Regions from separate parts of the Homo sapiens genome. Here all the other regions are linked to region 1. A link is a loop called in an ENCODE intact Hi-C map of the cell type or tissue named here. Cell type or tissue: IMR-90. All regions are shown on one strand. Each heading gives the region's core, and the rest is flanking DNA. Links, peaks and the distances in the headings are about the cores only.

Region 1 (5,540 bases), core at 364-5,363:
CGTTTTAACCATAGCCATTCTGACTGGTGTGAGATGGTGTCTCATTGTGGTTTTGACCTGCATTTCTCTGGTGATCAGTGATGCTGAGCATTTCTTCACGTGTTTGTTGGCCGTATGTATGGAGACTGACGTTTATGTTGGATGACAATTATGGGGAAAAAACTCACCAGGACTACGTAATATAATCTTCCTTCTGTGTAGAAAGAGGCATTTCCTATGTCCCCAGACCATCACACTGACTCTACAAGATTGGGTTCTCTTGTCGTTATGGTGCTACAGGGCAGGATGTCCAACTCTGACACTCAAGGGAGATCAGGTGCGTTATAGGTAGTGTGGTTTAGTAGAGTGAAAACTATCCAAGTCACCTGGAATCCAGACATGAAGCCATCTTGATAGAGGGCCCAAGGGTAATCCACTTCAGTAGCCAGGAACCTGTTGAGCAAATGCCAGCTTGTGATAAAAATTTATTGTATGGATCACAGTGTCCCATAAAGTAGAGACTCTAAATGTTAAAAACAACATTGGCTGCTTGACTTGATTAGAACGCAGCAGTTTGAGATGTTTAAATGTGAAGGGCGAGAGGCTTGGCTTCCTATGTTTAAGGAGTTGATCTCGTGATGTTTGGAGAGCCCAGCTTTGAGATGCCTGGTCTCTCCTGATGCTTCCCTTTGATTCCACAAAAGGGAGGGCCCGGTGGCTGCTGAATGGTACAGTCTGAGGCGATGACAGAGGCTGCAGGTCTCTGCCAGCATTGGAGACCCTCAGACACAGTGTGGCTGGTGACCACTGGAGGAGGCAGGGTTCAGGTTCCTGGGCATCTGCAGGCCAGCTCTCAAACCCCCACCCACCTCCCACTTCCCCCCGAACCCCCGGCTCTCCACAGCTTGCACCTATCCTATCTGGAGTAGTAGTGAGAGTTGTATCCCTTAATTCCCATTTTTATTGGGTTTCTGGACAATGCTGGAAAGCATTCAAAATAGCTCATATTTTACTCTTACCTTGTGAGTCTAAGTAAAGACCCATTCATTTCAAGAAAAATAACTTGCTTTTGGTTCTGTCCCTGGAGCTAGAAAGTTTGCTGTTAAGTAGATTGATTACGCATCAGCCTGGAATAGCTAGTTCCTTGCTGTGTGGCCTTGGGCAAGCCACTCAAGTGCTCTGGGCTGTCATTTACTCACCTGTGAACTAAGAGGGCTGAACTGGATGATATTGAAGGTCCCTATTAGCTCTAAGTCAGGGCCCAGCATGCAGGCATATCAAGTTTCTTTTCTTCATTTTCAAAAAGTAAGCTTCTGAGAATATTTTTGACCATATTGCAAAGTCAAATAATTATTGAGTGAGTCTGTTATTTCATGCCATTCCTTTTCTACTAGCTAATCTAGTTTGCAAAATACCCTATGCTGCTGGTGAAAGGAAAAAAAAAAACAAAGTGTGAACCCAAAACTCATGATTCATTCTAAGTTAGTTCAACAGATTAGTTCCTCATTCTCTCAGATCTCCAGGGAAGAGACATCAACACCAGCCCATCGCTGATACCCTTTGTCCTGGCCTCCGGAGCGCTCCCTGCACAGTCCCAAGTCTGCAAGAAGGGGGATCTTTTCTTGAAAACCTACAGTGCTAATAATTGTCAAAAATATATAAATTCTAAATTTAAAATTTAAGGTATTGGTGCCTATGAAATGTCCCCAACACAAAGAAATGATAAATGTTTGAGATGATGGAAATGCTGATTACCCTGATCTGATCACTCACTTTATATGTATTGAAACATCATTATGAACTCCATGAATATGTATAATTGTTATTAGTCAGTTAAAACAAATAAAACTAAAAATGTTTAACGATAAGAAGAAAAAAATGTTGTGTTGTCAACACTAAGTTTTAAAACACGCTATAAGGTGGTTACTGAAAATTGCCTGCTGTGCTTGGTATGTTGTGCACAGCATTATGGTTATTTATTTGGGGGTGTTTCTGGTTGTCTTCTCTTGCCCCTGTCGCCACACACAGCCCATTGTGCAGCATTATGAGTGTCTCTTGGGCCAAATTTTCTGATCTCAGGTCCAGGATTTTTATTTCTTAGTGATAATAGTATGCATTTTTAAAAAGTATAAATGATTAGTATCAAATTCTAATATGTAGCTTTAAATTGGAAAATTTTTAACTAGAAAAATTTTAACATCATATACAGGCTAGAGTCTTTTTTTCTGCCAGTCTTTGTGGATTTTACTGGAAAAATATACATACATCCCATGATAGAATTTATTCTCTAGAAGATGATTGGCAAACTTTGGCCTGCAAGGCCAAATCTGTCCTTCCTCTGCATCTGGTACTACTCTTGAGTTAAGAATGGCTTTTACGTTTTTAAGTGGTTATGTAGGTGCCCACGTAATAGTCTCGACTTTACCTCTTGGTCCCCAAAGCCTGAAATATTTATGATCTGATCTTTTAAGAAAAATTTGCCAACTCTATTCTACAGAAAAGGAATGAACAACTAACTCAGCAATGCATATGGAGAGGAGAGGAGCATGTAAGTAAACCTGAGAACTTTGGTAATAAAGAAAGAGAAAATTTTATTCAGATTATACAGAAGTATTTACATTTATAAATGCCTCTTTGACAATATGATCGGTTTCAGTTTATCTTGTTGGCATGATTCAAAGCCCTGGTGTCAGAGATTGTTCCATTAAGTAGGCAGATTACACACACACACACAGATAAGGACATATCAAGTAAAAGCACAATTAAAGAGAAGTTCGTGGGAAGATCCTGATTTGCATACCCAGAGTGGGTCTGTATACACATTAATCTGACAGCGGCCTGGACGATTTTAATGTTTCTAACTCCGAATATAAACTTGTGTTTCTCTCATGCAGATGTTGCCCTTTCTTCTGCTTATAGGAAAATTCCCATGTAGTTTCAAAGCCCTGTCATGGGCAAGGTAAACAGTGGTGCTAGCTGTGAACAGATAAAATGTATATCCATCGATTAACTAAGCCTTGGAAATGAAACACGTCCTGTCTCTTGAATGCTGTACACAGAGCCAAGAGAAATAGACGGATCATCAGGCTTTACAAAGGGAGTTCACAGTAGTCGCTGATATGAGGGAATAATATCTTTGAAAGTTTCAAAACACAGATAAGATGAACTCATTTGTATTTCTTGGGAAATACTCTTCTGAAACAATGAGAAGCTCTTGCCAGGTTTAGGCTGTTCTGGTATGCAGTCAACACCGCCACCAGCTGGCCTAATTGAGAAAGACTATTTGTGCCTAAATTTCTCTTACAGAAACTATGTGATAAAAATAAAACACCTGGCAGAAGGACGCAAAGCTCTATCATTTCAAAATTCAGTTTTTTTCCTGTTTTGTGAAATGGCTTTCACAGAAATGTGCCTTTAGGTGTGACTGTTATCTTTTGATAGGAGTGAATACGTATTGGTATCATATGCAGCTACAAACCATTTCCAATATACGTATAAAATAATGGGAATTATGGATCTTTGTGGTGCTAATAATTACGTTTGTAAATACCCTGGTTTCCATTTTTTTGTCTTTCCATTTTCAAAATATGTGTATAGTGGAGACAAAGGAGAAGAGGGTGAACCTTACATTAACCGATTATATCTCATGCTGGCAGGCATTCGTGAAATGTTTGGTGAAAGGGAAGTTTAAAATTACTGATTAAAGTGAGGGTCTGTGTTTACTAAAGCATTGTACTTTAAAGCCATTCTTCATTGATATAGAACATTTCAATGGCGTTCTGTTGATTTAATCGTAAAGGTTCTGATGTTTATATCTGCTTATACTCTTCTACTGCAAACATTCACTTCCCAACAAATTTATTCGAACCACACATTACATTTTGGGAAGTTATGTTAACCAAATATTGTTGCTGCTATCTCTGTAATATGACTGCATTTAACTTTACTTTTGAATTTGTTTTTGAAGAGAGTACTTGCAGACAATGGGAGCTGCCTGGAAGAAATACATATAAGCAACATTTGTGTAATGGGCTAAATCCTTTGAAAAGCAGTGGTGGAGGTGGTAGTGGAGGGGTAGGATTGATTTAGGGAAGTCTACGTGTGTGTTAGCTGAAATATCTAAATCTGAAAGCAATGATAATACCATATGTAAAATTTCCAATGCATGTAACTTGAAGTATAGTATATATGCCCAAAGACATACTTTATTCTTTGACAGATTTCTAAGATTTCTAGTGAAAAATGAAATTAAAAACCCCGAGCAACAACAACAACAGCAACAATCTAAGAGAAATATGACATTAAAAACCCATTGATCGTAGTTTTAGACTTTAAAATGACTTGTAATATTAAAAGCTGGGACAGAGAACAAAAAGTGTGTCTGTATTAACACACAAATCAAATATTTTGGTTAAAACCATATTTTGGTTCCTATTCTTAAGGCAACACAACTTATTTTCAGCAATTCCGTCTTCTTGGACTCTAAGCAAGTTTTAAGACTCTTGGAGAATAGCCCAGGGTTTCTTACTTAGTGGTTAAAGTCTATTTGGAGTGCTTGGCACTTGTAATACTTTAAACATTAGTTTAAACTACTCCTCGCTGAAATGATGCTGTTGGCTTTTTGAACTGGGAGACGCCATAACCACCACCTGATCCAACCCTCTTTTTGGGGGGAAATGGAGGCCCTGTGTAGCCAAGGAAGTCATCTCAGTATCAAAATGTGTTTCTGAGTTAGGACGAGGACGTACGTTAGAGTAAGCAGTGGGTGTACTTCCTAATTGAATGAGTATTCTCATGAAGCACTAACTAAACTTTTTTCTTGACTGTTGTTCACACATTCATTGTTCCACTTTGGGTCTACTATGTCTTAAAACAATCTTTTGGGTCTATACATTTAAAAAATTTATAGTATGTGATGATGCATGTTATATGTATTGATGCATGAGATATGCCAAACAAATCAATAGCATCCATGTGATTTAAAAATTAGCGTCTTCATTAAAAGATGAGTTCACAGTTAGACTTTAGCACTCCACGCAACTACTAGATCTGCTTAAGGACAGTGAGAACATGTGGCTGCTGCTGAGTGAGAAAGAAGAGGGAAACTGTTGACAACTACTTATACTTTCATTACTATCCTTCATAGACATATTGATCCCAAATGATGAACCATTCTATCCAATCATTTGTTTTTTATTCATTCATTCACTTATTAATTCATTCTGTGTTGTCTTTATTAAGGACAGCCTATTATGGCAAAACTTGTGTTAAATCATATGTGGAAAGAGGAAAGTGGAGAAATTAAAGAAAAAGGTGCTCTTGTATTTGTTTCCTAATTCTTCTAGTGGGTATTTTTAATCTTCTTTTTGAGCAGAGCAGCCTGTGAAGTTTCCTGGTCTTTTTCTTCTTTTCAGGGCTGTTCCGCAGGGCTCCTTTTTGCTTAGAGCAACATAATGTTTCATTAATATGGACTCCCAAGACATCTATTGCTCTGGAGCAAATTTAGAAAGAGCTGGCATACTGTATTTTAATATTAAATTAATGTGGATTAGCCTATGTAT
Region 2 (5,540 bases), core at 332-5,331, 670 kb before region 1:
GTGACCAGAAAAGGGGCGGTGTTGGGGGCAGGACTGACTACAAAGCAGGAGGAGCGAGCTTTTTGCTGGGGCTGGAGATGGTCCTGTCTTGGCTGTGGTGATGGTTACACAACTGTATATGGCCAAAACTCATCAAATGTACACCCTTAGTGGGTGATTTTTATTTTAAATAAATTATACCTCATTAAAGCTGGGGGTTAAACCGAGTCCAGCACCTGGCACCAAGTAAATATACACAGTAAATTATTCATCCTCTTCCTGTTAGTTGCCATTTAGAATTATCAACCTGTGCCTGCCACTGAAGCCACAATGATGTCAGGCTTAAGTGTTGCTTTTCTCCTTCAAATACTATGACACAAAACTGCTCCCTCTCTCCCCCCCCTTTTTTTTTAACTACTTACCCACCTTAAAAAAAAGGTAGACTTAATTAACACTTGTAAAGCACCTTGAGACACTTGAATTAAAAAGTAATAGAGGAGGCTGAGTGCGGTGGCTCATGCCTGTAATCCTAGCACTTTGGGAGGCCGAGGTGGGCAGATCACTTGAGGTCAAGAGTTCGAGATCAGCCTGGTCAACATGGTGAGACCCCCGTCTCTACTATAAACAGCAAAAAAATTAGCCCAGTGTGGTGGTACATGCCTGTAATCCAAGCTACTTGGGAGGCTGAGGCCGGAGCCGAGATCACGCCACTGCACTCCAGCCTGGGTGACAGAGCGAGACTCCATCTCAAAAACAAAAAACAACAAACAAACAAAGTAATAGAGGAGTATCTGGCACTGCTATTGCTCTTCTGTTTTCAATGATGCAAACAGTATAGCTCTTTGTTTGCTAAGCGACTTTAGTAAGGGTTTTTTTTTAATTAAAAAAAACTGTTTAATCTGAAAATGAAATTCAAAGGCCTGCTGACAATATATTCCTCGTCTCCATTCATGCCAACAATGACTATGCCAGCGTTTGCAGATTTATGCCCATGGATTCCCAGATTGGGAGACAGGAAATGGGTGTCCATCCTCCCCCACCTGCAGTTCCAAGCTGGCCGCACAGAGCACAGGGAGGTTGGTTGCTCAGAACGTGGCCATAACATTTACCAGGAAAAACGGAGTGAAGAGGAAGGATGGGAAGGAATGGAGGGGCACAGGATGGAGATTTTCCCAATCAAGTTGGGGAAAAGTATGGCTGTTTCACTCAGCATTTCTCTGCTTCACTAATTAAAAATGATTTTAAGAGCTAACAATTGCAAAAATCTTCTTAAGCTTATCAGTGAATTCCTGAATATCCCCTGGTGAAGTCTTCCTTTGGCATAGACGTGCATGCCCGAATCTTAATTTCTCTCTAGCATTCTGGGTGATCATGCCATAAAGCACAGGCCGTGGAGTCATTTTCTGAGACAAGAAGTCGCTCCACATTGGGCTTTCTGGCTGGTTCTTTTTGGCCGTGGGTCTGGTTACAGTGGTGGCAGAAGAAGCGAAGTCTGTAGCCCTCATTACAGACCCTTTGCTGGCTGGGGGCATGTGGCTGTGAGAGAGGAGCAGAACTGAAGCCAGTTTCTCCTGCTCTGCACTCTGAAACCCGAGATGACGCGGCCTCTTTCCCGCACAACAGTGTAGAGCGTTCAGTTGGTGTTATGACTTGTCTGGTTCCCACAGAGGAAGGAATCCTGCCAAATATTTGTAATCTGCACTTAAGTATGCAATCAGGGAAACCACACCCAGAAGCAAGTGCATGGCTACATAATTAAAATGGTCTTGCTGGAAGACCAACTGGAAATGGTTGGAGAGGGTGTGGGGGGAAGCTGATGAGTGAGTGTCACTGGGATCTCTGACACTTTGGCCATCATTCTCTGCAAAACATTTTCTCCTTAGACTCTAGCAAGCACGCATCTTTCTCTGTGTCCACTGATTAGTCACAGTATTTGTCTTTGTATAACCATTTAAGAAAATATTTGCATCTATTTAAAGGATCTAAATAGATCCCCCCCGGGTTGGCTTGTATTTATGGCATAAGCCATAATGGAATGTACTTATATGCAAACCATCTTTCCCTCTGAGTAAAGCATTTTGGCACATTTTCTATGACAGCACTGAGTCACAGTGCACAGTACATTAACGCAGCAACTTCTGAAATTGAGCTGCCCAGGTTGCAGGGCTGGCAATGCTTTATAAAAGGGTTAAAACCATTCACTCTGAGGTACTGGTAAGATAAAGGACTAAACAAACTAATGTGTTATCCTTGGAGGCAATACAATTTTTTTAAATGAAATTACTGAAATTAGTAAGGATTAAATTTAATTTTTATAGTCAGATAATAGCTACCAGCAGCGCCATCTGTTGAAATATTCCAAAACTTCATTTCCTGCATCCCAAATAATATTTACTTAAAGGAAGATACAAATGTTTAAAATCACAAGTAGGACTGGAACTCCATCCTCAGTTTTAGGCAAAATCACAACTATAATATTTTCCAGGACAAGAGGCGCCACCCCGTTTGTCAGGCCCCAGAGATGTCCTTACCTACATCAGTAACCCCTTCAAGGTTCACGAACCTTCTCACTGACAAAAAACTCCCATAACAGAAACGAAAGAGCTCCTGTTCAACTACAGCAACACCCCCAAGGCTTGAACATCAGGAAGGACGTGAACAGCACCTGCTACCTAGACTCTCCCGCACTTCACGGGCTGGTTGGGTTTCAGACCTGGAAGTGGCGCAGGCCTCCAACCTCCAGGGGAGGAGGATGAGGCCAATGTTCTAGGTCAAGGTCTTGCCTAAGATCAGACAGGTGGTAGGTATCAAGGTCAGGAGCTGCATTCAGGCCCCAGGTGTTCTGAATTTCAGCCCAGAACGCTTCCCATTGGATTCCAGGGCCAATACTAACTCCTCCACTCAGCAGGCCATCAGCAAGCTCCTGTGTTCCAGGCACCGTCCTTCTCCTGTGTTCCAGGCACCGTCCTTGACACTAGGGAGAGAGTTGCCAGCACAATGGACAGGGCCCTTAGCCATGCAGCTTCCATTCTAGCGGGAGGAGAGACACAAAGAGGCAGGTGAAGAACGTGAGGGGGGTTCAGAGAAGCCACGGAGGCTTCTCTGATGCAGAGACTGAAAGAGTGTGGGGAGCAGTCCTGCCCTCTAACTTTCTGGGGGAGGAGCAGGTGTCAGTGCCCCAAGGTGAAGCTGAAGGGTCAGTGTGGTTGGAGAGAGGGCATGGGGGTAAGAGGGCAGGAGCTAAGCGGGGTGAGGTTGGGGCGGGGCAGGTCATGGAGAACACTGTAAGCTGCGGGAAGGACCTGGAATTCCACTGAGAGAGCTGTAAAGCCACAGGTGGGTTCTGAATGAGAGGTAATGTGGTCTCACTTACGTAAAAAGTGCCACTATCTTCACAATGGGCTGTAGGAGGGCAAGAATGGAGGCCGTGAGGCTCTTAAATCCACAGCAGAGAGGATGGCGGCTTTGTTTAGCGGGGCTTGGGAGGCTGGTGAGACACAGCTGGATTCTGGGTTGATTTCCGAAGGAGAGTGAGTGAACCGTTCGCTGATGGATAAGTTGTGGGGTGTGAGAGAGGGAGGGGAGTCAATGTTGACTCTGATGCTTTGGGGTTTCAGCAAAAAGAATACCAGCATTTGCTGAGCACCTACTAAGTGTCAAGCATATTTTCTCTACCAGTCTCAGAAACTCTCAAGTGTGGGCATTTGCCCCCATTACACAGATGAACGACGGCTCGTGGAAACCCCGCACCTTGCTATGGTCACGCACGTGGAGCGTGCTGTGTGGAATACAAGCTGGTCTACCTCTTTTTCTTCCTCCTACTTGGATCTGCTTCCAGCAATCAAGCAACTCCAGTTCCCTCCACCTTCTAAAGTTTGTGTGTGTTTCTACATTACATCCTCTCCGTGATTCTCCTCTGAAACCTCTCCACGCTCTTCAAAGCATATATTTAGCTATTGAGTCACAAATCCACTGCAGCTCTCATGAGGTCTTTATCTTAAATACCAGCCAAAAAGAAAGAATTTGCCTGGGGACTTAATACTCCCATGTAGAGTTTAATTTATGTTAAACGTATTTCTGTAATGGTCTTCATTAGAGGCACCAAGATGGGATACAGTAGCTATTATATAAAGATAGCCAGCTAACACTTGTGAGGTATATGCAGATTTTGGGGGTACTGCCTTTTCCAATTGACAGCATCTGTTTGAGGAATGTGAGTTTATTTTATTTTTTTAAAGTCAGCTCTCTACATATTCCTGCAAGTTTTGGAAGGGAAATAAATGATAGCACTTCAACATCAGCCATTTTCCCTAAAAATCACTTAAAACTGACATTAGAGAATGCAGATGTGGATGATCATTACTGTAGAGGTTACTTTCTTATAACATGTTCTTGCTATGAGGGTTGCATTGAAAAATGAGGCTCTGAAACGATAACCTTTGGGCCATAATAAGCACCAGTGACCTTTTACATGGACAGACACAAAGTTATTTTTATTAAATCAAGCTGAGGTTGTGGTTGTGTCAGATATATATTTTTAACCATGGTAGAGTTGCAGGAGGAATGGCCTGTGTGGGATTCCATACTTCAAACTTGGTAGAATACAGTTAGGGAAGGATTCTGCAACCACTTCTCTCTTCCTCTTCATCGGACTGCTCCACACCCAATACTGCAAACATGAGTCAAGAGAGCCCATAAAATTACCCAAGTGTAGGCCTACCTCACAATGAATACTTGAAAGCTTTCACTAGCATTATAAAGTAACTTTTCATTCTTTGAATGATCTGTCTCATGAGTAATGTCATCTAGCAATGTAGCAAGGTAGGACACTCCCCCTGAATAACAAGCAGTGTGGAACTGAAATAGAGATATAATGTTAGAAATGACACCACCTCTTTGAATCAGATACATTTGTATCTTCTGGTATAAGACAATGGATATTAGGAGTAAATATGTTCCTGGCAACCCTAAGTAAACTTGAAAATTCAGGGTTGAGCCCATCCCTCACTGACACACAAATCTCCTTCTTATTGCTTTTCTGTCCTGCAACTATTTATCTTCCCAGGATTTTTGTCCAACAACATTGTCTACAATTCTAATTCAACGGTCACCTTGGCAAAGGATTAATATACTGTAATGTCTAGCAAATGATCACCTCATAAACGTCTTCTGAAAAATTGTAATAAAGTGAAGACGCGTGATTTCCTTAGGTCAAGAGGAGCATACCTGGATTAATCATAAATGAGTATTCACACTGGCTTACAACAGCATAGAAAACAAGTTGAAATATATGTAGATAACATAAAGCATGACCACTGATTAATAAGATTGCTTTTATTAATCAAAATAAAACTGGGTACCCATCTGTAATCCCACCTACTAGGGAGGCTAAGGCAGGAGAATCTCTTGAACCCGGGAGGCAGAGGCTGTAGTGAACCGAGATCGCATCACTGCACTCCAGCCTGGGAGACAGAGTAAGACCTTGTCTCAAGAATAACAATAACAAACAAACCAACCCACAAAAAACTGGGCACCCATTTACATATACAAATAATTTGAGC
Region 3 (5,540 bases), core at 426-5,425, 95 kb after region 1:
ACTGGTGACATTTTGGGGGATTCAACAATAATAATTATACACTGGGTTTTGATCTCTTCATTGTATCACGTGTGTTGGTGCTAATGGCAGTGGCAGTAGGCTTTCCTCTGCTCAGTCCTTGGGCTACTCTCTGGTGTTACATTGAGTTTTCTTTCTTTCTTTCTTTCTTTCTTTCTTTCTTTCTTTCTTTCTTTCTTCCTTTCTCTTTCTTTTTTTTTTTTAAGAAAAATCTACAATTTTTTTTAATTAAAAATTGTTTTGCATCTGGCTGGGAATGGTGGCTCACACCTGTAATCCCAGCACTTTGGGAGGCCAAGGTGGGTGGATCACTTAAGCCCAAGAGTTCCAAACCAGCCTGGGCAACATGGCGAAACTCCAACTCTACAAAAAATTTTAAAAATTAGTCAGGTATGGTGGCACACACCTTTAGTCTCAGCTACTTGGGAGGCTAAGGGGAGAGGATTGCTTGAGCCTGGGAGTTTGAAGCTGCAGTGAGCACCACTGTACTCCAGCCTAGGTGTCAGAGTGAGACCTCATCTCCAAAAAAACTGTTTTGCACCTAGAAAAAATGTTATTTTTCTTTTACTTTTCAGTGACTTTTTTCATTTATTAAGTTTTAAAATTTATTTTTAATTTTTAATTGACAAATTAAATTTTATATACTTATGGGGTACACCATGATGCTGTGATATAGGTATACCCTGTAGAATGATTAAATCAAGCCAGTTAACAGATCCATCACCTCATATACTTATTTTTTATGGTGAGAACGCTTTAAATTTACTCTTGGCCATTTTGAAATACATAATACATTATTATTAACTATAGTCATCATGCTCTGCAGTAGATCACAAAAATGTATTTCTCCTAACTGAAATTTTGCACCCTTTGACCAGCATCTCCCCAGTCCATCCACTGTCCTGCCCTTGGTAACCACTATTCCACTTTCTAATTCTATGTGTTTGCGTGTTTTGGATTCCACATATAAGTGAGATCACATGGTATCTGCCTCTCTGTGCCTGGCTTAATTTACTTACCATAATGTCCTCCAGGTCAATCCATGTTGTCAAAAATGAAAGCATTTCCTTCTTTTTAAAGTCTGAGTGGTGTTCCACTGTGAATATATACACCACATTTTCTTTATTTGTTCATCCATTGCTGGACACTTAGGTTGACTCCATATCTTGGCTATTGCGAATAGTGCTGCAATGAACATGGGGGTGAAGACATTCCTTTAACGTACTGACTTCAAATCCTTTGAGCATATACCCCAAAGTGGGATTGCTGGATTGTGTGGTAGTTCTATTGTTAGTTTTTTAAGGACCCTCCATACTGGTTTCCAGAATACCTGTATTAGTTTACGTTCCCACCAACGGTATGCAAAGGTTCCCTTTTCTCCACATCTGCACGGTTCAGTTCAGCTCCTAAGGGAGCAGTGACACCGGCAGCTGAGGAAGCGTCATGGATTCCAGCTTCACTGATTGTCCGAAAGCCAGTGGGGCATCCCTACATGCCTAACTTACTTGGCTGCTGGGGACCCTGGCTTATTCTCTCTTTCTTGTGTAGGCACCACTATTTGCTGAGCATTCCAAAATACCTGCTTGGTTGTTCCCGGGGAAAAAAAACCCAGGCAGCAGCTAGAGCTGGGTATTCTGCTCAGGTGACCAAGATGGAAGCAAAGTTAATGAGTGACAGATGCCACACCAGAGATGACATTGGGCGGGCCGTTGTTCCAGCCCCTTGGTTTCTACCTGGGTTTGGCAGAAAAGCAGCTAAGTCTTTGACTCGTTTGGTGTAACTTGGGCTGAATCCTGTTGTTATCTGTCAGCCTTGCTTTACAAAAACCTCATTTCCTAAGCTGAGTTTTCCATCAATCAGAATAATAAATCAGCCAAATTATCTCCATCTGGCTTTTGGCAGCAGAAAGCTCTTTAGGCTAAGAGAGAAAGGAAACCTTTATCTTCTTCAAAAGCTATAAAGCAGTCACATTTTTAAATGAATGTAAATTCAGTCTTTAAAAAATATTTTCATGCAAGATAGACAAATAAGATTTTAAACTTGAAATTCTGTAGACAGCATAGTGCAGTCATTCCAAGTTTGGCTGTCCTTGATGGTTAGGGTTGACAGATTCAGCGAATAAAATTACTGGAAGCCCCATTAAATTTAAATTTCAGATAAACAACAGACAGGTTTAAGCATAGATATATCCCAAATATCATCTGGGACATACTTATACTAAAAAGTTATTTGTTGTTTATCTAAAATTCCAATTTAACTATATGTCTTGTGTTTTATCTGGCAGCCCTCCTAGGGATTCATGAAAGTGCTTGAACTAAAGCCAGGTTTCCTTACTTGTTGTTCTAGATTCTTTTGGAGCATGCTATAAGCTTGCTGTGCTTCTTAAATCGATTTATTAGGTTACCTGTGTGGTACAGAGCAAAATCCAATTAGCAAGAAACTATAAAAAAGATATTGTCACGTAGAAGCAGAAGTTTACTGTGGGAAAGGAAAAGGCAAGAACAAAATTGAGTGTTTTGAGTTCAGGCTTCAGGGAGGGAATGGAGCAATGCCTAGCACAGATCTTGAGTGTAGTGGTTGGAAATAATATTCAGCTGTCACAACTCGGTCTGAAAGTGTGTCTTTCTATCATTCATTCTTGCCAGGTTCATGCCCTGTGAAAGGCAGTCAGGGAGTCTATTTTATGACAGTGGGCTGATTGTGGCCAGATGTTATTCTTGCTGTTTGCTACGTTTTATTGCTGTTATATTATCTTTAAACTATTGAACGATGACATGTAATGAAACTCCTAATATCCAGTAGTCAAAATCATTAAATTACAAGGTCTGCGAAGCCCATGTCCATCTTGAAAGCATTTTTCAATACCTTCCACACTTCTCTAAAGTCCATTCATTTATCTTAGTGTATTATAGCTAAGAGCCCTACATTCATGCTCTGAAAAAAAAAAAAAAACAACTTCTGGGGAAAATATGTTGATGTAGTTATTGTTTTCATTATCATACATCATGTTCACATTACTATGGGAAAGAGCCCTTTTCCCTTAGGGAAAAAAAAAAACAAAAACTGTCCTGAGAGGAGGGAAGGTGGAAACACACCAAATACAACAGCACCCTCCACTGGTCGCTAAAGGAAAGTGTGCTTTTGTGATGTGGACAGGAGGAAGTGAAGAAGGTCATCGTAATGAGCAGCAGATTCGGTTGCCGTTCGAAGCACAGGCGTTAGGGTATCAGAACATAAGTAAGTGATTGGAATCGGGCCATTTTTTAAAGTAGCAAGAACAATATAAAGAAGTGTCCACTGACTCTCGGTGCTGGGAACTGAGAACGGAGCTGTAAATCATCTCGAGTGAGTGTTTCGCTGTGACGTCATCGCAGAGGATGTGGGGTCCTTCACCATGATTACGTTTTCCCTCTCCTTTTTGTTGGAATAGATTCTGACAGACAAAAGCAAATTGAACTCAGATGCACTTCTCAGCAGTCTGGAGAGGAAGCTGGATGTGAGTGCTGACCCTGGAGCCACTGGCTCTGTGAAGGTTGGTTTGCTTTGGAGCTTGACCCAGCTGCACCCGGGCGTCACCTGCTTTTCGCCGCAGCCCACCTGGAACAGGGGAAGTGTCTGCTTATTCCGCAGTGAAAGCACTCTGTTACCAGTGCCTTCCACCTAGTGCGACTCCGCCGCTTTGGCTATCTTCTCTCATCCTAGAATTCTCACTGTGTCCTAGAAAGCCCCAGTGTTAGAGGTGTGAGGATCTTTAAAGACCATCTAACCTGACCTCTGCATTTTACACCTCATAAGTCTGAGGTGAGTCACTGGGTCATCTATATAGAAATATTTTAGTTCAACTAGCTGCAGTGTTGCTAATAACTAACTCTGTTTGGTGGCAACACCAATTTTTCAAAGAGATGTTTCATAAAGGACCCATTATAATCCAGGACTATCCAGGATGGAGGGCATCCAGCTGCCGGACTAAGGCTATGAAACAGTTTGCTTTATTGCTTTTAGGGTCTGTTTTATTCATGGAAATGGATGAAGTCACACCCCAAACTGATGAATGGTTAGTTTTGGTCTGTTGATGAATTATTCTTCCATAACATCGGTATGTGAAGTGGATGGTAAACCAGTATACCCAAGGCAAGTCTAAAATGGGGTTTGAGTTTTTCACTGGCTCCTAGAGATGCCATCAAATCAAGTTAACCTCATGGCCAAATTAATATGCATAACAAAATTGACCAACATTTTAGTATAATTAAGCAATGAGAGAGAAACTAAGAGTATCTCAGACACTTTATTTTTCTTTCATAGAAAGTTTCTAAGTTCAATTATTCCGAGTCTTAGGTTTATAAAATTGAAAAGCAACATGAAATAAAACCAAAGCAAAACAAAACACCAAACATGAGTTGACTCTCTTTAAAGGTCCTTAGAGCAACTTCACCATTTGAGCCATGCAGCCAAATGTTTCTAATAAATTGTGGTAAATAGATCTAAAGAAACTAAGTGTGTGTGTGGATGGTAGTCTCTCAGAAATCGAGTCAGAAATTGGTTGCCAAACCATCATCCTTCACCCACGCTGTTAGGTTTGTTTGTCACTACTGTTACTGCGGAGGTAGCCCAGGGGCAACGTAACCTCTGGTTTTCTGAAAGGTGCCGCATAGACTTCTTCTGTGACCAATTTCCATAAAGTTCGTTTAGCAGTTCAAACTTTATTAAGACTCTTGACAAAAACAGCTGCTAGAATTGCAAAGGAATGTAATAAAAAACATAGAGTCAGAAACAACCGGAGTCTATAAAAGCAATATCCAGAGTGGCCAAGTCCCCTTGGGGTGCAAACTGATCCCGGTCTCCATCAGCGCCGCGCGGACCTCCGTGGGACACCCGGGCTCGACTGAAGCGCACAGGCTGGAGGCTCCTGCCATCACCCGGCTGATAACCTAGTTACAGTCCGGGCAGGGTGCCAAGTAAAGAATAGCACAAGCAGGTGGGGCATGGAGTTTTGAAGTGTGAAGAAGCACTGGAGCAAATTCATTTTATGTTGCTTTTATTATGCAGTAAAAAAAAAATCTCCAACACATACTCATTTACAAAAAAAAAAAAAATGTTCAGTTGATTGTAGTTTCCATATTAGCACGAAGGGGCACAAACTGGTGTTAGCCAGAGACTCTGAGATGCATTTGGAAATCTTATATAGCAGGAATTCATGCTGACAATCCACTATTGTTAAGCTGCTCTGATGTGGGGACTCTTTGAAATACACTTCATATGTTATTAGAATGACCTCTAGACCGTTCAGGGAAATATAGGGACACAATCACTGGTATTGCTATCCACATAAAAATGTAATATTCAGAAAATGAAAAATTAGAAAATATAGTTTATTTTTGTGGTTTTGACTGAAATCCCAAGTGAGGCAGTTTGAAGAAGCTGGCGTGATAACGGAGGAAATGGAATCAAAAGTTAGTTCCCTCCCTTGGCCCATCCAACACACAAGCACAGAATGAGGAGAGGACCCTCTCTGGAGACCCTTG
Region 4 (5,540 bases), core at 140-5,139, 340 kb after region 1:
GAAATGAGAGGATACATGTGAATGGGCTCTGTAAACCAGAGAGTAGGAGATGAAAGTCAGCTTTATAAATGGAACCTTTACAGTGCTTAGAACAGATGGCCCTTTTCCTAAGTGGATAAACATTCTTCTCACAGTCCTGGAGTATCTGAATTAGTTGAGCAAACCGTTAGCTAATGTACCCCATATAAAAGGGAAACATTAGCCCAATCCACCCAAATTATCACAACTTCTAAAGTTTTGCATTATAAATTAATGACATTGTGTGGATGTCCAAAAAAAGTATTTATTTCCCCTTTGAAACACAACATAATCTGCCTTCAGCTGATTTGCAAGCATGAAACACCATGTAAGTTCAGAGCACAGATATCAAGACAAATTGCAAATGTGCTTTTTTTTTTTTTTTTTTGAGATGGAGTTTCGCTCTTGTTGCCCAGGCTGGAGTGCAATGGCGCAATCTCAGCTCACTGCAACCTCCAACTCCCGGGTTCAGGCGATTCTCCTGCCTCAGCCTCCTGAGTAGCTGGGACTACAGGCATGTACCACCATGCCTGGCTAATTTTTTGTATTTTCAGTAGAGACGGGGTTTTGCCACATTTGCCAGACTGGTCTTGGACTCCTGACCTCAGTTGATCCGCCTGCCCCGGCCTCCCAAAGTGCTGGGATTACAGGTGTGAGCCAACATGTCCGGCTGCAAATGTGCTTTTACACAATGCAGGGGGCAGCTCCATGGATTCAGAGTATTTCCGTTTTTTAGATGGTGAACTTAAAACATAAAGGCATGTTTAGTAAATCTGTGGAAAGCCAAGGCTGGAAGTGAGAGCTTCAGAGTTTCTCTTTAAGTGAAAGTCCAGAGACGGCACTTGCCTACTTTTCCCTCTGCAGGGACAATGGGCTGCCGCCTCTTCAAACAAAGCTGATTGCTCCCTCCTCTGTGCTTGCACAGAACTCAGCACATATCCCCACCCCTGGTGTCCCTTATAACACTTTAAGCCTTTTTTCCTGTCAATTTCCCACTAGACTGTGGACTTCCAGTGGGCAAAAAGACTGGTTCATCTTTGACTCCCTGGTGATTACTTCAGAGACCAGTACGTAGTGATGATGATGATGATGATGGTAGTGGTCATGGTGGTGGTGGTGGTGGTGGCGGTGGTGGTGGTGGTGGTAGTAGTGTTGGTTGTGGTGGTAGTCGTGGTGGTAGTGGTAGTGCTGCTGGTGGTGGTGGTGGTGGTGGTGGTGATGATTGTAGTGGTGATGGCGGTTGTAGTGGTGATGGTGACGGTCATGGTGATGATGGTGGTAGTGGTGACAGCTACCATGTATTGTGCACACACATTATGTACCACTCTTCTAAGCACTTTGTTTAACTGGTTGCTCCTGCTAACAGCCCTTTAAGATAGATACTATTAGCCCCATCGTACAAATGAAGTTGGGTAATTTCCCAAGGTTATAAAGTTTAGAAATGGTAGAGCTAGGATTCTGACCCAGCTGTCTACTTCAGCCAGTGCACCTAACTACCACCCTATACTGTCTTTCTGGGGAAAAAAAAAGATAGAAAGACTATAGCCAAGTTACATGATTCCTATTTATTGAGATCTACTACATAGTTGGCACCACAGGAGATAAGAAAAATGATTAAGAGAGAAGGTCATAAATCAAAAACAAATTAGCAGAGTGAAGAGATAAATATTTGTCGAAAGATTACAATTAACATGGAAGAGAAGCAAAAAAAGGAGAGAATTTAAGTCCAATTTTGAAAGCATATATCCAAATTAGTCGAATAAGACAGTTTAACAAATTGTGTTTAAGGTGTTTTATAACTGTCTTTCAGTTCTTCCCTTTTGAAATGAAAACTTCTGGTGTATCAATAGACATTGTGCTTCTGGGTTTATTCTGTGTGGCATGAATGCAATGATATAAGCATACGTGGATTTAATAATGAAAACTGGTATGTATCAGTCAATTTCTACTCATAAAAGTATATAAAATTGAGCAGCTGGCTGTAAGACTCCATGGAGCACTGATAGATCCACGTTTGCCCCTGAGGCCATCTGAGTATCAGGTGGAAAAGTCCACATGCTAACCCAATATTCTTTGGGTTCGGAGTTGGACTTGACCAACAGGAGAAGCTGTCAGTATTGAGGAATATAAGAAGCCAGCTTCCAAGAGAGGTTGCTTTTTTCTTTAGTAATTATATATCACATATGTTTTTCCATTTAAATAATGTAAGAAGGCCTTTATTCATTGCCAAAGGCTGTTATAGTTTCATTTCCCTATGTAATACTGACATCTAGAGGAACTTTGAACCGAAGAGTTTCCAACAAACAGAAGTTGTATTCTCCTGTCCTTTCCAGGACAGACGCTGTATTTCTCCTTTTCTTTTCAGGACTGCAACCAAAAATATGAAACATTTTTACTTTGTATTTCTAAGTTATGCCTAGAAGTTGCTAAAATAGAAAGCTCAAGTTTGTAGATACACCTTGTTTATTGTCCAAAAATGAAACATGTCTTCTACCGATTAAAGAGCACAGGACCAGTGCTCTTAAGCATTAAGTTTCTGACCCAATCCTGACCATCCCCAGTTAATGGGATGAAAACCATGTCAGTGACTATATTCCTCTGCTGAATTCACATCGATGGCTGGGATGAACCTAAGGACCTCTTTCATGCAAATTCACTTAAAAATATTTCTATATTTGCATATGGATTTCTTTGGAACTATTTACCAATTCCTTTTATAATAATTTATCAGTGGATGTAGAATGACACAGGGAAGAAAGGCTAAGTGGTCCAGATGTCCAAGTATTCAAAACACAGCTTAGCTCTCTCCACTCTGTCTGGCTTCCTAGACTGGTCTCGTAAGTGGGATATACGTACCCAGGGAGTGTCCATAGTAGTCCTTTGGAGGGTATCAAGGACATGCTAGAACTCATTTCAATTTATTCCATTCCTTATGGATTGAATGTATCCCCCCCGACGATATACGCACACAAATTCATATATTAAAATCCTAACCCTCATGGTGATGCTATTAAAAGGTAGGGCCTTCGAAGGTGACTAGGTCATGATTGGAGAGTCCTCATGAATGGGATTAGTGCCCTTATAAGAACCAAAATGAAAGTTTGCTCACTCTTTATGGGGAGAAGCCCACTACACACTAGTAACGGGGCCCTCGCCAGGCCCTGGATCTGCCAGCAGCCTGATTTGGGACTTCTCAGCCCCCAGAACTGTGAGAAATAAATGTTTGTTGTTTAAACCACCCAGTCCAGAATAATTTGCTATAGCAGCCCAAGCTAAGACACCATTCTTTTAACATTTATATTTTACATATGTTTTTAAAAATATATTGATACAATTGGACACATATAAAAGTATCTCTGACATATTAAATGTTATTTATAAAAATAAAAGTGCAGCCAGGCGCAGTGGCTCACACCTGTAATCTCAACACTTTGGGAGGCCGAGGTGGGCAGATCATGTGGTCAGGAGTTTGAGACCAGCCCGGCCAACATAGTGAAACTCCATCTCTACTAAAAATACAAAAATTAGCTGGGCCTGGTGGTGCACACCTGTAGTCCCAGCTATCAGGAGGCTGAGGCAAGAGAATTGCTTGAACCCTGGAGGCGGAGGTTGCCGTGAGTCAAGATTACGCCACTGCACTCCAGCCTTGGCAACAGAGAGAGACTCCGTCTCAAAAATAAAATAAAATGAAATAAAATAAAATAAAATGCATGTAGTGGTTATCAATGTATATAATTATAAATAAATATATCGCGGAGTGCTTTAAAATATTTTACTGATGGCAGCACAAAATCAAAATAATTTGGAGACAATTGTAGATAACACCGTGCTTCACACTCTGATTTTCTGAAGTGTGTTTTGGAGCAGGATCATTCTAATTAGTCGGTTTGAGTGCAAGAACATAATTAGAACTATCAGCTCAATTCTTGCAAACTCTTTTTCTCCTTCTGCAAAGTACTGCTTTTAAGAGTTCAGTATTCATCGCTTGCGTGCCAGTTTTGATTATTTAAGCAATTTCAAGTCAGCACTTTATCCTCTTTTCTCCGTTAACCATTACATTTACTGCCATAGGATCCAGATTTGAACAGCAGGGCGGCATCGGTCCACAGGCGTGTGCCGGCTACCTGGGCATGAGTGCGCTCTCGCCCTGCGTCACAGACCTGTCCCAGTACTACATCAAAACCCTACTTTTCCTGAGAGTGGCGGAATAGCTGAAAGGGAAATTCATTCAACTGAACAACATCGTCTAATCCTTCTTTCATTCCCATTCAATAAAAATCATTTAAAAAATCAATGGTAAAACGGATTTGTCCTTGAAAGAACATAAAGGCTGAGATAAGGGCTGCTCCTCTGGACCTCAACAATGCCACCATCGTTTTCCGTGTTACTGCAGCGTTCTCAATGTGTCTGTCTGCCCGCTGGCATACGGACCCTTCTCTTCCCCTTCGTTTCCCCAGCACCGAACAGAGGGTAAAGTTCTGAAGTGCTTGGTGAAGCAATGCGTGATGAAGAAAACAGTGCTTTCTGGAATGGCACGTTCACTGTGAGAACACTCTGTCATCAGGCTGCACCCCTGAAAAGCCAGGCTGCCCTGGGGGCCATCTCAGATGCATCCCTGCCACGGTGGCTCATATCCACAGCCCTGAATTTACATAGCCGATGGCCAGCAATATCAACGGCCATGCATTTTGGGATTACAGTTGCTGCAGAAAATTGTGTTCATAACATAACATATAGAGAATTCCTGGTTCTTTTTAAAACTGTTGCAAACAGGCCAGATAGAAGAATGGAGGAGAACAAATATTTGTAATAATTTGTAGCTGTGACCCACAGCCTGGACTCTGATGGTGGCAGGTAGATGTTAGAGGTCGGCCACCCTGTCCTACAGCTCTGTCCTCTACTGCCAGGCTCAAGTGTTGGTCTTTTCAAACCTCCTCAGCTCTGAACGTATCACCCACATGGCCTTTCTACAACAAGGGGGTTATCAGGATAAGAAAACTCGGAAGTGTATTTAAATTCTAAAAGTTCAGTGTGAAAAAGGAATAGCCTAATGGAATAAATCTGACCAGTCCTGGGCTCCGCAGAGTCTTTTCTTGCTAGCAGAGGACGCTGGGTCATGTACCCTGAATAACAGTTTTGCATATTACTGTTTGTGGAAATGCCAAGATGAACAATTTTTGGCCATTTTACCTAAGTTCTAGAAATATCTAAACAAAAGTATAACAATTTATAATGACTTTATTAAACTTGGATTAGATTCCTAATGGGGGAGAGAACAATAAATAAATCCTACAAGAATACAAAGAGATGAATTTTCAGAAGAAATATGAAAACATTTTCTTGCCTGAGCATAGAAGATACTTCTAGAGATTGTTTGTAAAGCAAATCTATTTCCCTTCAACCTCAGCACACACTCAAACTCTCCATGTATGAAGCGAGAAAACCCTGAAGTCCTGGGTGATAAAAGGAATTCTCACTAAGCAAAGCCTGTTTCATGGTCTGTGGGGACTGGCATGGCTCAA

What was found. Hi-C counts contacts between places; a loop is a spot of excess contacts. Peaks named below come from ENCODE experiments on the same cell type or tissue, not always from the same donor. Only the 100,000 strongest peaks of a DNase experiment are listed, where the experiment ranks them.
Region 2: it touches region 1 in a loop (7-fold over the local background); 2 of 110 quality-filtered maps call a loop at or near these places.
Region 3: it touches region 1 in a loop (4-fold over the local background); 15 of 110 quality-filtered maps call a loop at or near these places.
Region 4: a loop joins it to region 1, with 2.3 times the contacts of the local background. A loop is called at or near these places in 6 of 110 quality-filtered maps.

The regions. Positions count from the first base shown.
Region 1 is chr6:2,350,845-2,356,384 of GRCh38, forward strand. The region is part of intron 4 of GMDS-DT (GMDS divergent transcript); the gene reads left to right. Among named protein-coding and RNA genes, the nearest start is that of GMDS-DT, 110 kb to the left of the region's middle. In IMR-90, for the core only: a CTCF peak has its summit at 3,236 (motif pointing left); DNase peaks (open chromatin) are centred at 1,377 and 3,207; H3K27ac peaks cover 1,073 bases.
Region 2 is chr6:1,684,637-1,690,176 of GRCh38, forward strand. All of the region lies in intron 9 of GMDS (GDP-mannose 4,6-dehydratase), which reads right to left. Among named protein-coding and RNA genes, the nearest start is that of FOXC1, 77 kb to the left of the region's middle. In IMR-90, for the core only: a CTCF peak has its summit at 2,318; DNase peaks (open chromatin) are centred at 1,665 and 1,985; H3K27ac peaks cover 855 bases.
Region 3 is chr6:2,445,808-2,451,347 of GRCh38, forward strand. No RefSeq gene overlaps it. Among named protein-coding and RNA genes, the nearest start is that of LINC02521, 190 kb to the right of the region's middle. In IMR-90, for the core only: a CTCF peak has its summit at 3,141 (motif pointing left); a DNase peak (open chromatin) is centred at 3,124; H3K4me3 peaks cover 347 bases.
Region 4 is chr6:2,693,369-2,698,908 of GRCh38, forward strand. The region is part of intron 2 of MYLK4 (myosin light chain kinase family member 4); the gene reads right to left. Among named protein-coding and RNA genes, the nearest start is that of MYLK4, 55 kb to the right of the region's middle. In IMR-90, for the core only: a CTCF peak has its summit at 2,292 (motif pointing left); no DNase peak of the experiment used is centred there; H3K27me3 peaks cover 1,010 bases.